Linked DNA regions of Homo sapiens: regions 1 and 2 are each linked to region 3. A link is a contact called in ENCODE Hi-C data. All regions are on one chromosome and are shown on one strand. The core of a region is the stretch at or near the end of the contact, and the rest is flanking DNA. Distances in the headings are between cores, read along the strand shown.

What was found. A loop is a pair of places that touch in the nucleus more often than their neighbours do. Pooled maps may share reads with other maps.
Region 1: a pooled map shows a loop between it and region 3 (10-fold over the local background). The contact joins the promoter of WDR36 here to the promoter of YTHDC2 in region 3. A Hi-C loop is called at or near these places in 9 of 50 pooled maps.
Region 2: a pooled map shows a loop between it and region 3 (7-fold over the local background). The contact joins the promoter of TICAM2-AS1 here to the promoter of YTHDC2 in region 3. A Hi-C loop is called at or near these places in 6 of 50 pooled maps.

Annotation. Positions count from the first base shown.
Region 1 is chr5:111,089,946-111,094,204 of GRCh38, forward strand. It overlaps WDR36 (WD repeat domain 36), which reads left to right and starts at 2,403. Exons shown (of 23, transcript NM_139281.3): 1 at 2,403-2,673. The coding sequence starts at 2,512. RefSeq lists an enhancer at 2,253-2,692.
Region 2 is chr5:115,599,809-115,603,965 of GRCh38, forward strand. It overlaps TICAM2-AS1 (TICAM2 antisense RNA 1), which reads left to right and starts at 2,347. Exons shown (of 3, transcript NR_109875.1): 1 at 2,347-2,652; 2 at 3,238-3,348. All of the region lies in intron 3 of TMED7-TICAM2 (TMED7-TICAM2 readthrough), which reads right to left. TICAM2 (TIR domain containing adaptor molecule 2) reads right to left here and starts at 2,671. Exons shown (of 2, transcript NM_021649.7): 1 at 2,289-2,671. RefSeq lists enhancers at 1,993-2,072, 2,021-2,543 and a silencer at 2,163-2,662.
Region 3 is chr5:113,511,086-113,515,288 of GRCh38, forward strand. It overlaps YTHDC2 (YTH N6-methyladenosine RNA binding protein C2), which reads left to right and starts at 2,609. Exons shown (of 30, transcript NM_022828.5): 1 at 2,609-2,997; 2 at 4,187-4,203. The coding sequence starts at 2,811. It overlaps LOC124901046 (a long non-coding RNA gene), which reads right to left and starts at 2,573. Exons shown (of 2, transcript XR_007058905.1): 1 at 2,346-2,573; 2 at 774-1,855. RefSeq lists enhancers at 2,365-2,414, 2,411-2,912 and a silencer at 2,865-3,094.

The DNA of each region.
Region 1 (4,259 bases), core at 1,153-3,652, 2.4 Mb before region 3:
AGGAAGAGAGGCACTCTGCTTTTTAGAGTTTCCAGTTTTTCTGTTCTGTTTTTTCCCCATCTTTGTGGTTTTATCTACTTTTGGTCTTTGATGATGGTGATGTACAGATGGGTTTTTGGTGTGGATGTCCTTTCTGTTTGTTAGTTTTCCTTCTAACAGACAGGACCCTCAGCTGCAGGTCTGTTGGAGTACCCTGCAGTGTGAGGTGTCAGTGTGCCCTGCTGGGGGTGCCTCCCAGTTAGGCTGCTCAGGGGTCAGGGGTCAGGGACCCACTTGAGGAGGCAGTCTGCCCGTTCTCAGATCTCCAGCTGCGTACTAGGAGAACCACTGCTCTCTTCAAAACTGTCAGACAGGGACATTTAAGTCTGCAGAGGTTACTGCTGTCTTTTTGTTTGTCTGTGCCCTGCTGCCATAGGTGGAGCCTACAGAGGCAGGCAGGCCTCCTTGAGCTGTGGTGGACTCCACCCAGTTCCAGCTTCCAGCTGCTTTGTTTACCTAAGCAAGCCTGGGCAATGGTGGGCGCCCCTCCCCCAGCCTTGCTGCCGCCTTGCAGTTTGATCTCAGACTGCTGTGCTAGCAATCAGCAAGACTCCGTGGGCGTAGGACCCTCCGAGCCAGGTGCGGGATATAATCTCGTGGTGTGCCGTTTTTTAAGCCCGTCGGAAAAGCGCAGTATTGGGGTGGGAGTGACCCAATTTTCCAGATGCCGTCCATCACCCCTTTCTTTGATTAGGAAAGGGAACTCCCTGACCCCTTGTGCTTCCCAAGTGAGGCAATGCCTCGCCCTGCTTCGGCTCGCGCACGGTGCGCGCACCCACTAACCTGCGCCTACTGTCTGGCACTCCCTACTGAGATGAACCCGGTACCTCAGATGGAAATGCAGAAATCACCCGTCTTCTGCGTCGCTCACGCTGGGAGCTGTAGACCGGAGCTGTTCCTATTCGGCCATCTTGGCTCCTCCCCTCTCCCCTCTTTTTTAATTTAAAGAACATTTACAAATAATTAGCAACTTGTTCACTTTTAAGTCATACCAAAAACATGGCTGAAAATGTGCACTGCTATTGAGAAATCCGGGGTACAAATGAAAATACAAGTAAGTACAACATGTCAAGGACTAAATAACAAGCTCTCATTCTGTTAGCATCTGCCCCTTAATGATCTTAACATCCAAAGTGTTTGAGGCTTTGTGCCAAGAACTATAAAATAAATCAAGATTTTTTTTGTTCAAGAATGTATGAGTCAGGTATTCAAATTAGCTAACAAGTGACTTTTGTTTCATAATAATTACATTTTAGAACTGGAAGGAACCCGAGAGAGTACACTGATCTGTGTAGAGACAGACCCTCTTTATCTCTTTCAAGTACATTTACATTAGTAAATATACCCTTTTTATCCCTCTCAAGTACTAGTATAGTTACGTTAGTCACTCGACCCAAACCTTAATAGGCTGCCAAAACGTTTTCATAAACGAAATGAAATGGAAATAAAACAGTAAGAGAAGAGGTTATTCCATATGTTGAACTTTGGTCCTGGGCTCTAAGCTCACCACTGTTTTAGTTAATGTTCACATGCTCAGAGATTGTTCCCCAAACCTACATCTTGGTAAGGCAGCTGGCTCCTGAGGAGTGAGGCGTCTTGACACCCACTTCACTGGAATCAGTCTCCTTCAGCATCCTAAGGCACTCAGCTCTAATGAACTGCCCGGACTCCCGTTTGCATTATGATAAGCTCCTCTTTAGAACCTCTACTGTCTGCTTTTGACAGCCGACCTCAAGGAATACTGACTTAATCCAGGAATCCCAATAACATTTAATATTTATCTTCCTTTTCTGGGAGGAATCTACACTTATCCAAGTTGCCCAAGTGAGCAGTTCCCTCCCCACAAGTAATTAGTTCTACTCCCCAGAGGGTCTGTGAGTGAATCCCTCTGTCAGTTTTGAAATGTCCCATTATAGTTTTCATCTGTAAATATGTCAATATGTATCCAAAAGATGAGGATCTTTAAAAACGTAATCATAATGCTACTATCATATGTAAAAATGAAACATAATTCCTTAATATCATCAGATATCCAGTGTTTAAATTTTTCCAGTCTCATGTTTTTGTACATTTTTAAATAATCACATGTTTAAATCGTTTCCATCTCCAAGGCGTCGACCTCCCCTCCATTCTCCTGGGCGTCGCGCTTCCCTCTTTGTTTCCCGCCCTTGCGGTTCTGTCGGAACCTAACGAGCTTCCTTCCACCGCAAAAGAGCTGGAGAACAATGCTAGGCAACGTGCTGGAGACCTTGGCCCTCGGAACCCAAGTCACGCCTCCCATGTGAGCTCTGGAGGGAGAACTTTATGTGTTGCACTGAGGGCAGTCTCCGGAAACGCGATTCGCAGCGGGCGCCGGAAGCGGTGTTGTGTCTGCAGCTCTGGCAGAGGACTGTTCCACTAGACACGCTGAAGGGACTGGGTACGTGTTTTCCTTCAGGACCAGAGCTGAGAGGAGCTGGGATCGCGGCGGCAATGGAACGGGCCTCAGAAAGGCGCACGGCCAGCGCGCTTTTTGCGGGGTTCCGGGCCTTGGGACTTTTCAGCAACGACATTCCACACGTGGTGCGGTTCAGCGCGCTCAAGCGCCGGTTCTATGTAACAACCTGCGTGGGCAAGAGTTTCCACACCTATGACGTGAGTGACTTCTTTTGTTAGCTTCCCAGGAAAACCACCCTCCTTGGCCTCTAACTCTGTCCTGGAGCAGTCCGGTTCTCCCTTCCCATTTACCACGGGCTTCCCTTCTTTAACCCCTCCCTGTCCTATTAATATTTCGCCATCCGGTCACGTCCACGTGCTGATTTGGCACTTGCAGTCCTCCTGGGGCGTGTTTCAGAGGCAGCCTGGCCAAGGGGAAACTGCTAGAGAACATCTCAGTTGTATGGCAGTAATATTTGTTCAGTGAATATTTATTGACCTTCCCTTGAAGGTGGAAACATAATTAAGACAAACCTCTACCTCTTGCATTCTTAATGAGAGAGAAAAACATGCACGCTATTACGTTATTGGTGACACGAGCTGAGTTAGAAATTCACTCTAGGTAGAATACATTGGGAGAACCGGAGATGGTGAGATTAATTACCGTTAGGGAAAATATCTAATAGCAATCAGTTATTTTCAACTAACGCAAAGTGTCTGGCACTGTCACTCTAAGCCTTGCAGCCGTTTCTTTGCAACATAGGTGTCATTATACCGTAGCACCTTTATATAATCTATTAAAGTAAATTTCAGATAAATCACTTGTTAGTGATGATTTTTTCTCCTATAACAGTTCATCGATCATTGTAATAGTGTCTCTTGTTTACTTGTTTCTTTTGTCTTCTCCGAAAGAATGTAACCTCTGTGAGAACAGAAACCTTGATGAGGAGGATGATAATAGTCAGTGTTAATTAAGTACTTTCTTTTCTGGAAAACAGGTAGAGTTGTCTCTCTTGGAGGATTGTGAATATCAAATGGCTTATTAGCAAAAAGAGCTGGGAGGTAGGAACTAGTTGAGTTAGTGGAAAAGGAAAGTGAGGGCAGAGCTGAGGTGAAGAGCAATTGGGTTTCTCAGAGTCTGAGCTGGTAATGGAGACAGGGTGGGTTAGAACCATATTAATCATGTGAAAGTATTTAGTGTTACCATTCTCTGCACTTGTTCCTTGCTTGCTAACTTTTGCTTTTGCTGGTTAATGTTTTCTTCCTTGAAATGTAATTTTTCTGAGTTTATTACTGAAATAACTCTTGAAATCTTGTCTTTGGTACAGTGTCTTTCCTGACACTGCATTACACACAGACACAGGTGTTTTTCCCTATATTCTACTTCCAAAGAAACCCTGTGGTGAGGAGAGTAACATATTTGTACATTTTATAAAGTTAACAATTTACTTACTGTGTGTTGACATTTAGTCATAATAAAGATGGCTTTTAAGTTCTCCTCTAGTTCTAACACTGATGATACATTCGTAACATCATGGCATGTAAATGTTCTTTACCCAGACTGTACACTGCTCAGATTAACCAATGCATTGGGCTGTGACCTCTAAAACTGAAAATACTTGGGAGTAAAAAGAAAAAAAAAAGGAGCTAATGAACCTAAGTCACTAATTGGGTCTACAAGTGCTCTATCCCATGACTATGGCTATATATGCTGTCCCCAGTCAGACTTCCTACAGTCCTACAGATTAGTTTCTTCTACAGGGGAAACTAGACAAGTTGTGAATAGGTGGTGGTAGTGATGGTAG
Region 2 (4,157 bases), core at 1,097-3,596, 2.1 Mb after region 3:
ATCACACAGGGCTTTAAAGCCATTGTAAGCCTGTTTTTCTTTTCTTTTTTTTTTCTTTCTTTTTTTTTGTGATTCTGATAAGAAGCCACCAGAAGGTTTTGAAGGGAAATGAAAGTTCTGAGTATGTATGACAAAAATCACTGCTATTTGGAAAAGACTGTAGAGGAGCAAGGGCAGAGGCAGAGACTTCTCAATCATGTAGGTAGGAGAGGACTGTGGCTTAGCTTAGAGAGGGAGAGAGAGGTGGGCAGATCTGGGTAGAGTCAACAGATTTTGTTGGATGCTTGGATGCGGAGTCTGACCTAAAAAGAGAAGTCAAGAGTAAATTCCTAGAATTCCGGCCTACTTGAATGGCAGTAACTGAGGCTGTTTATTGAGATAAGGGAGGGAGCTGAGGGGAAACAGAGGGAGAACTTGGTGAATCTGGCATCAGTAGTTCTATCTGTCCATACTAAATTTAAATGCCTATCAGACTTCCAAGTGGAGATGCTGAGTAAACAGCTGGACATACACATACATCTGGAGCTCAGAAGCGAACTAAAGCTAGGAATAAAATTTTGGAAGTCATCAGCTGATAGATATTATTTATAGCCAAGGAATATGGCTTGGGATACAAATTGTCCTGGGGGAAAGTATGGCTAGAAAAATATGGCCAAGAAATGAACTCTGTGGCATACTAAGATTTAGTGGTGGGGAAGCCTGGAGACACAATGAAGCAGAATGAAATGCAGAATATGGTGACCTGGAAGCCAAGTGAAGAAGAAAGAATATTAGTGAAGAACATTAGTGAAGAAAAAAGAATATTGAGGAGGGAGTGATCAAATGTTACTGAGGGGTCAGGAAAGATGAGAACTGTGCACAGACACTGGATTTCACAAGACAGTCATTGGCAACATCAGGACCATGCAGGGGGTAATGGGGACAAAAAGCCTCAGATGAGAGGGGGTAGGAAGAAACAGGGAAAATGAAAATGGAGACTTAGATTAAATCTTTCAAAGAGGATTTTTGTTTGTTATAAAAAGAAGCAAAGTAGGGGAGCGGGACCTAGAATGGGATGTGTGGTCTAGGGGGGATTAAAGACAGAAGATTTAACAGCAGATATTTGTTAAATGAATACATTTTAAGAATAGCATAAGGAACAAATGACTCAACACAGATGCCCATGATTCAACAGTGTAAACATGGTTTATACTTCAAGTTCCATACGGTAAGGCGTACATGTCACATTTACTTTGCTTCAAATGTAGGTGTCAATATTCTATACCTGCTTATCTATTTTCTGATTTGAATGAGATATAAAGTGGAGTTGCTTAACTCCATTTATAACCATCCTACTACTTCAAAATATTAAAATGTAAGGATTGATGGGCTGATAGGTGCAGCAAACCACCATGGCACACGTTTATCTATGTAACAAACCTGCAAGTCCTGCACATGTATCCCAGAACATAAAATTAAATTAAACAATAAAAAAATAGAAATACAGATTCTGGAAATCAAGCTTACCAAATTAAACCTTCAGAGGTGGGGGGATGCATTTTAAACAAAAGTCCCAAATGCGTCTTACCATCAGGCTTGTTTGAAAAACACTAATCTAAGGAATACTAAACACTTGGAGAAGGACAAGTTCTTCTCCTGTGTAGACGTGCAATGTGGGTTCAGGGGATGACACTTCAACTCTATATAATGGTGTATTTTTACCTCCAGATCATATAGCCTTTCCCACCCTTGCTTTTCAAAATTAAAAGGATAAATTAAAAAATAATAATAAATATGAGAATATTTTAAAATACTTTCTTTAAGAAGTTTACTACCGTGGAAAGCTGGAGAGGTCCTAATACACTGAAAACTAGCTCACAGCTGCCAGTCAAATTATTTTTATCCAAATTAGCTTTGCACAAAAAGCCAAGTAGGAAAACCCATGCCAAAACCTCCAGCACTGGCTCTGTGTGCCTGGCAGGGGCTCATGCAGAGCCTTTAGAGCATTTAAGACTCTGGGCTATTTGCTTATGGTTCTGAGGTGTCTTTTCGAAAATGGGTTTTCTAGTCAAAATGAAACAAAAAGGCAGACAGCTGTGTGGATTTTCCCTTCAGAGTAAGCCAAGTGACGGAAAGGCCTGCCCGCCCCGCTGGGGACAACAGCGCCAGCACCCGCGCCGTCGGGTCGGGTAGGCTGGGGAGGTAGCGCAGGCGGCCTGGCCCCCAGACCACCCCGCGCCCCTGGCGGCCTGGCCCCAGCCCACCCCGCGCCCCCGGCGGCGGCCCCCGCCCTAGCGCCCGGTACTTGCCTGCAGGCGAGCGCCACCACAGTCAGCCCGCGGCTTTTCTGTCTTCCTTTCTGGCCCAGCGAGAGCGCCCAGGGGGTGGGCGTCTTGCCCCGGGCGTCGAGAGTTTGGGGCCGTCCCGTACGCGGCGCGCCGCAACCCAGTCCCCGCGACCACAGCAGCCTGCTCCCCACCGCGCTTGCAGAGCCCGGACGCGCGTGAGTCGGGGGCCCGCAGAGGCCTCACCCTTGGAGGTCGCCGCTTGTCAGGCCTGACTGCTGTTGGCGCCCACCCCGCCGCCCCCGAGGGGCCGCTCGAGGCCGGACTGCTGCTTTGCCGTGGCAGGCCCCACCCGGGACGTGGCGCTGCGGGCCGGGGCGGTCCAGCTGTGAGTCAGGGGTTAATGTGGCGGGATAACTCTCTGCAGAGGGAAGGAGCTCGCAAAGAAGGGTGGAGGAGGGGAAACCGCAATGGGGAACTGTCACCGAGGCTAGTGGACTCTCCCTGCGCTTTTTTTTTTTTTTTTTTTTTTGGCATGTACCCCAAAAGCCAGAGGTCGAGGCCCAGAAAAATCTGGAAAGGAATTCCACCGTGTTTGCTCCTTACAGACCAGACAAACCGTAGATCTTTCAGAGGTACAGCGACTCTCCTGGTTCCCTAAGATAGTCTCGACTTTTCCTTTCCCTTTGCGGCCCTCTCACTTGACTACTGCAGCCAACCATACCCCTGATTAGGGGGTGCAGCACATCAGCCTCTGCCCCCAAAAACTACCCTGCGAAAGATCCTTTTTCTCAGGTTCGTTCTCCACAACCGAACAGATTGGAACTCCACTGAATAAGAGAGAACAAAAAAGCAATTAGTTAAATGAAGCGTAAAGAAGCCTTATAAAGCCCCATTGCTGCCTCAGGCACCCAATCTAGTCATAACCTAAGAGGTCCAGTTCAGAAATCTCCCCTCCCCTTTTAATTCTCAGGCAATCCCTACTCCCTGCCAAAGGAGAACCCAGTTACTGAACATCGGATGAGACCATGGATAGTAAATTGGGAGTGAAGGTCCATACCTGGGTCTCAGAAGCACAGTACAGGTAAAGCTAAGAGTTATTTCCTCCTTCTCTTTCCCCATCCAACAACAGGATGCCTTACTGAAGGTAGGCACTTCAGGTAGTAATTACTTAGTGAAATGCCGCCAATGTAGTCAGAAATACCGTATTATGTACCGTGTCAACACAATTCATTATTCACGGAGTTGATTCTCCAACCACTGCACCTCCCAACAATTCTACCTGAACTCTTTGGGTAAGCAGTGGCCTCCTAAATCCAACTGATACTTTTGTTGCCCTCATTTTTCCTGGGAGTCTCTTTGGCGATTGACAAAGTCGACCATTGTTTCCCAACACTCTGTTTCCTTGATGTTGACAACCCCACTTTGCCTTTATGCTCATCCTGCTTGTTAAAATTCTTTCAGGCCTGTTGGGAGGCCGAGGCGGGTGAATCACGAGGTCAGGAGATCGAGACCATCCTGGCTAACACGGTGAAACCCCGTCTCTACTAAAAAATACAAAAAATTAGCCGGGAGTGGTGGCAGCTGCCTGTAGTCCCAGCTACTTGGGAGGGTGAGGCAGGAGAATGGCTTGAACCCGGGAGGCGGAGCTTGCAGTGAGCCGAGATCGCGCCACTGCACTCCAGCCTGGGCCACAGAGTGAGACTCCGTCTCAAAAAAAAAAAAAAAAAAAAAAAATTCTTCTTTCAGTTTCCTCTGCCTGTTCCTCTTTCTCTGGCAACCCTTCAAAATCAGAGCTTTTCACATTTTCCCACTGAAATACCACCAATGACAGATTCCATAAACACGTACTTCCCTATTCATCACTTAGGTTGCATACATAAAAGAGCCTGA
Region 3 (4,203 bases), core at 1,359-3,858:
CAGGTAGACACATATACAGGGTATAGAAAAATACCAATTTTTGGCATCTATATTATGATATGTATATAAAATGATAGCGCTGGAAGTAGTTTTACAATTACTTAAGTACAAATTTTATTCCATAGATTTAGATATGAAAGAACTTAGTTTCTCTGTAATTAACCTCAGTTAATTCAGGGGCTGCCACTCTTGCCTAGGCTTGCTTTTAAGTTCTGGGGGACTTACGGAGTATCAAGGCATCAGTAAGTGTGGGAAAGAGTTTCTGATCCTTGGTGGTCAAACAACATAAGTCACCGTTAAGTCATTCATTGCTTATTCTCAACTGTGCGATTCCTTCAGGTCTGGCATATCTCTGCCAATTCTGGACACCTCTTGGGCACCAGGAACCCTTTGCTGCTCTATACCACACTGCGCCTCACCTGCCTAGGCACACCACACTACCTTCTTTCCTGAGCTGCCTCTCTGGCCTTCCCTTGGGAAAGTAGCACAGGCCATTCTGTTCCAGGATCTCCCACACCATTCAGGGTTTTTGTTTTGTTCTCCCCAAGAGAAGCAGGGCTCAGGATCCTTTTTGGCAACTTACTGGTGTATTACTATGTGACTTTTTCCAGTTCCAGAGAACCGAAACCAACTTAAGACAATATTTCCCCAAATAATAACCCCTAAATGACCTGGCTGAACAAGAGAGAAAGGGATGGAGGGCTGGCAAAGTAGGGGTGATGAGGGGGCAAAGGGTGGGAGGAAATATCCCTAGCATCAATAATAAAATCATGTTGGTTATATTTTAAGACTTTATTACTCTACCAGGTCAATTTTATAGATGAGAAGAGAGCAGTCTCCAGACCACTGTGCTGTGGCATGCTCGTATGCCACAAGTTGTTTACAGGCATATCAAGATGTTGATGACCCCAGTTCTTAGGCAACTGGGTACAAACTGGAACGGGTGAAGCTAGTTCTTTCAGCCTAGTCACTTATGCCCAAGATCAGCCTTATCATTGTACAAATATATTAGTCAGAATAAGCTAACTCTTTGTATCAGTTATCTACTGCTGTGTAAGAAACCCAACCTAAAACTTAGTGGCTTACAGCAATATTCATTTTATTTGTTTATGTGTTCTGTGGGTCAACAGTTTGGACTATGTTTAGCTAGGTGGTTTTGCTAATCTTGCTTTGGGTTGCTTACAGAGTTGTGGTCATCCAGCAGCTTTTCTAAGACTAGACTTTCCATTATGGCCTTTTTCACGTCTTGCCCTTGGTGCTGGTGGATGATTGGGCCATAGTTGTCAGTGGGCTAGCCTAAGCTTCTTTACTTTGTGGAAGAAGAATTCTCAGCAGCAAAACAGGCTAAGCCTTAATGCACAAACACCTTTCAAGCCCCTGCTTATCTCGTATTTGCTGATGTCCCAATGGCCAAAGCAAGTTACATAGCCAAAGACAGAGTCCATGTGGGAAGGAAGAATACAAGGGTGTGAACAGAGGAATGTGTGATTCATCAAAGGCCATACCTTTGATGAATTCAACAATTTACCATAATGTTACAAAAAAAAATCTTCCCAAATCTCAGCAGTTTACCACAACTAAGAATTATTTCTTACCCATGTCATATTCCAATGTGGGTTGGTGAGGACACTCTATCACACTCGTTCAGGGAATCGGGAACCTGTTATCTATCTAGTGGTTCCACCGTTGTCTAAGAACTTCCAGAAGACCAGGAAAGACAGAGAAGGGAAGATTCAAGGAAGGTGTTATAGACCAATCCTGGAAGTGGTATACATCAGTTCCAGCAACATTCCAATGGCCGGAACTCAGCCATGTGGCCCCCAGCTAACTGCAGGAGAGTTGGGAAATATAATGCCTAGGAAGAAAAGATACTTCTTGTCACCAAATATTCCGCCCCCTTCTTACCACACACAGAATACACATATACCCTCCCCAGACACCTGGAATTCTATCTAGTCACTGCATCCAGGATCTGTTGTTGATACACAGTCCTCTTTATTAGATCCAGATGTATATCCTCATTGCCAGGTAACTCATGAACTATGTAAATATGTACTACATACCTGCCCCCACTCAGCTACCCTGTGTAGCGTGATAGAGCAAGGGTGGCATACTTGCATTAAAATCTCCCATTCAGAAAAGGGAAGAATGCAAGACACACAACAGTGGCTCATTCTTTAGTATATGTATTTTTTATGATATTTTTCCAAATATTGCATGGGAAATATATACACTAAAAATTATTCGTTTATCTGAAATGCAAATTATTAAGCATTCTGTATTTTTATTTGCTAAATCTGGCAACCCTCCTCCCACTAAAATATAAACTCCATGAAGGTAGGAACCTTGGCTCTCTGGTTCTCCAATGTACATCGAAGGCGTGGCATAATGCCAGGTCCACAGTAGAAGCCCATACATGCTTACTGCAGGAATTAATGAAGGACTAAACGAAGTAGCAAGTGAGTGAATAAGAAGATGAGGAGCGACCCTTGGTGGGCGGCGCGGGAAGAGAACCGCACCATAGCTCCGCAGACAGCCTCCTTTAGGCGCGCAGCGGCGGCCGCGCTGAGGTCACGGGCGCCGGCCCTGGTGACGTCATTACGCCCGCGCTCCTCGCCTGGCCGTGATATCAATGGCGCAGGCTTCACTTCTGCTGTGGCGGTGACTGAGGCCTTTCTGGTGACCTCAGCCCAACACAGGCCGTCTCCGGAGCTTCCCGGTAGTGGCCCCGGATTCCCACGGTCTTTGTCATTGGCTGTCAGCTAGCAGGCCTGGCCGCTCCCGTGCGGAGAGACCATCTCTTCAGGGCAATGTCCAGGCCGAGCAGCGTCTCCCCGCGGCAGCCGGCTCCTGGCGGTGGCGGAGGCGGCGGCCCCTCGCCTTGTGGCCCTGGGGGCGGCGGCCGGGCCAAGGGGCTGAAGGACATTCGCATTGATGAGGAGGTGAAGATCGCAGTCAATATCGCGCTGGAGCGCTTCCGATACGGGGACCAGAGAGGTGAGGTTCCGGACAGGGACCATGCTGGCAGTCAGGATACCCCCCTCACCCCAGCGCCCCCCAAACGGCGGCCCACCGAGTGATGGGGGTGCCTCCGAAGAGGGAGGGAAGACCCGGGCCACCGTCCGGGGCGGGCCTCAGCGGCGGCACCCGGGTCTGGAACGCGGCTGTTGGCCCTGCGGTGGAATGCGAGGTGCTCTGCGGATCAATGGGGTTATGGGCACTTTGCTCCCTAGCTGAAAGTGTTTTTCCCCCGCGTCTTTCAGCAGCCTTGGGCGGTTAAGCCACCGTGTTTCAGATATTGGTTAGCCCTAACCCTTTTTAAGGGGGTGTCACCTAATTGTGGCACGTTTAAGCTACAGATGTAGAAGAGCAGAAAGAAATCAAACATATAAATAAATGCACCAGCAATACGTTTGGACCCTGAAGCATCACGCTACCCACTTAAATTAAACTTGTTTGGCACACGAAGCATCTTCCACACCTCTTGAGGTTAGATAGCCACTTGTCTTGGGTCATATAATGCAGAACCAGCAACTGACCTGCGGTGACCTGTGCAGTCTGTTGAGGGCTCATTCGGACCTGCTGGCTTAGTTAGGGGACCTCTTACTCTGGAATCTTATAGTCCAAAACGGGGAATGTTCTAGACAGAGAGATTCTAAATTCACATTAAAAAAAGAGAAAGCCTCAGCAATATATAACAAATCCCTCTGAAATAGTGAAATACGAATTCTGTACAGTTTTGAAAGCAAAGACAATGGAGTTTCATGTTGAGAATTCATAATATTTGAACATATCTCATCATTGAAGAAAATAAACATTTTGTTAACTAAACAAGTAGGGACCAAGTTAAATATGTTCAGTCATTATACCAACTCAAAATTCCAGAACAAGTAAGAGGAGTCGTTTTTGGTGAATATCAGAGGCCTTTATCACATTTAGGTTTAATACATAGCTGTCTTTTTATTAATATCAGAATTCTGATAGACATTCAGTAGTTATTGAATTAATAAAATATCTTAATTTTATTAATTTACATAAATAGAATATGAAATATAAAGTTAACCTCAAATAAAGTATAATAAATTTGATTGTCTATGTATGTTTTTCATATTTTGTATCTGTGTGTTTTACTTGAGAGAAAATTGCCTATCTACAAATTTTACTACTTTGTTTTTTTTCCGTGTAGAAATGGAATTTCCTTCT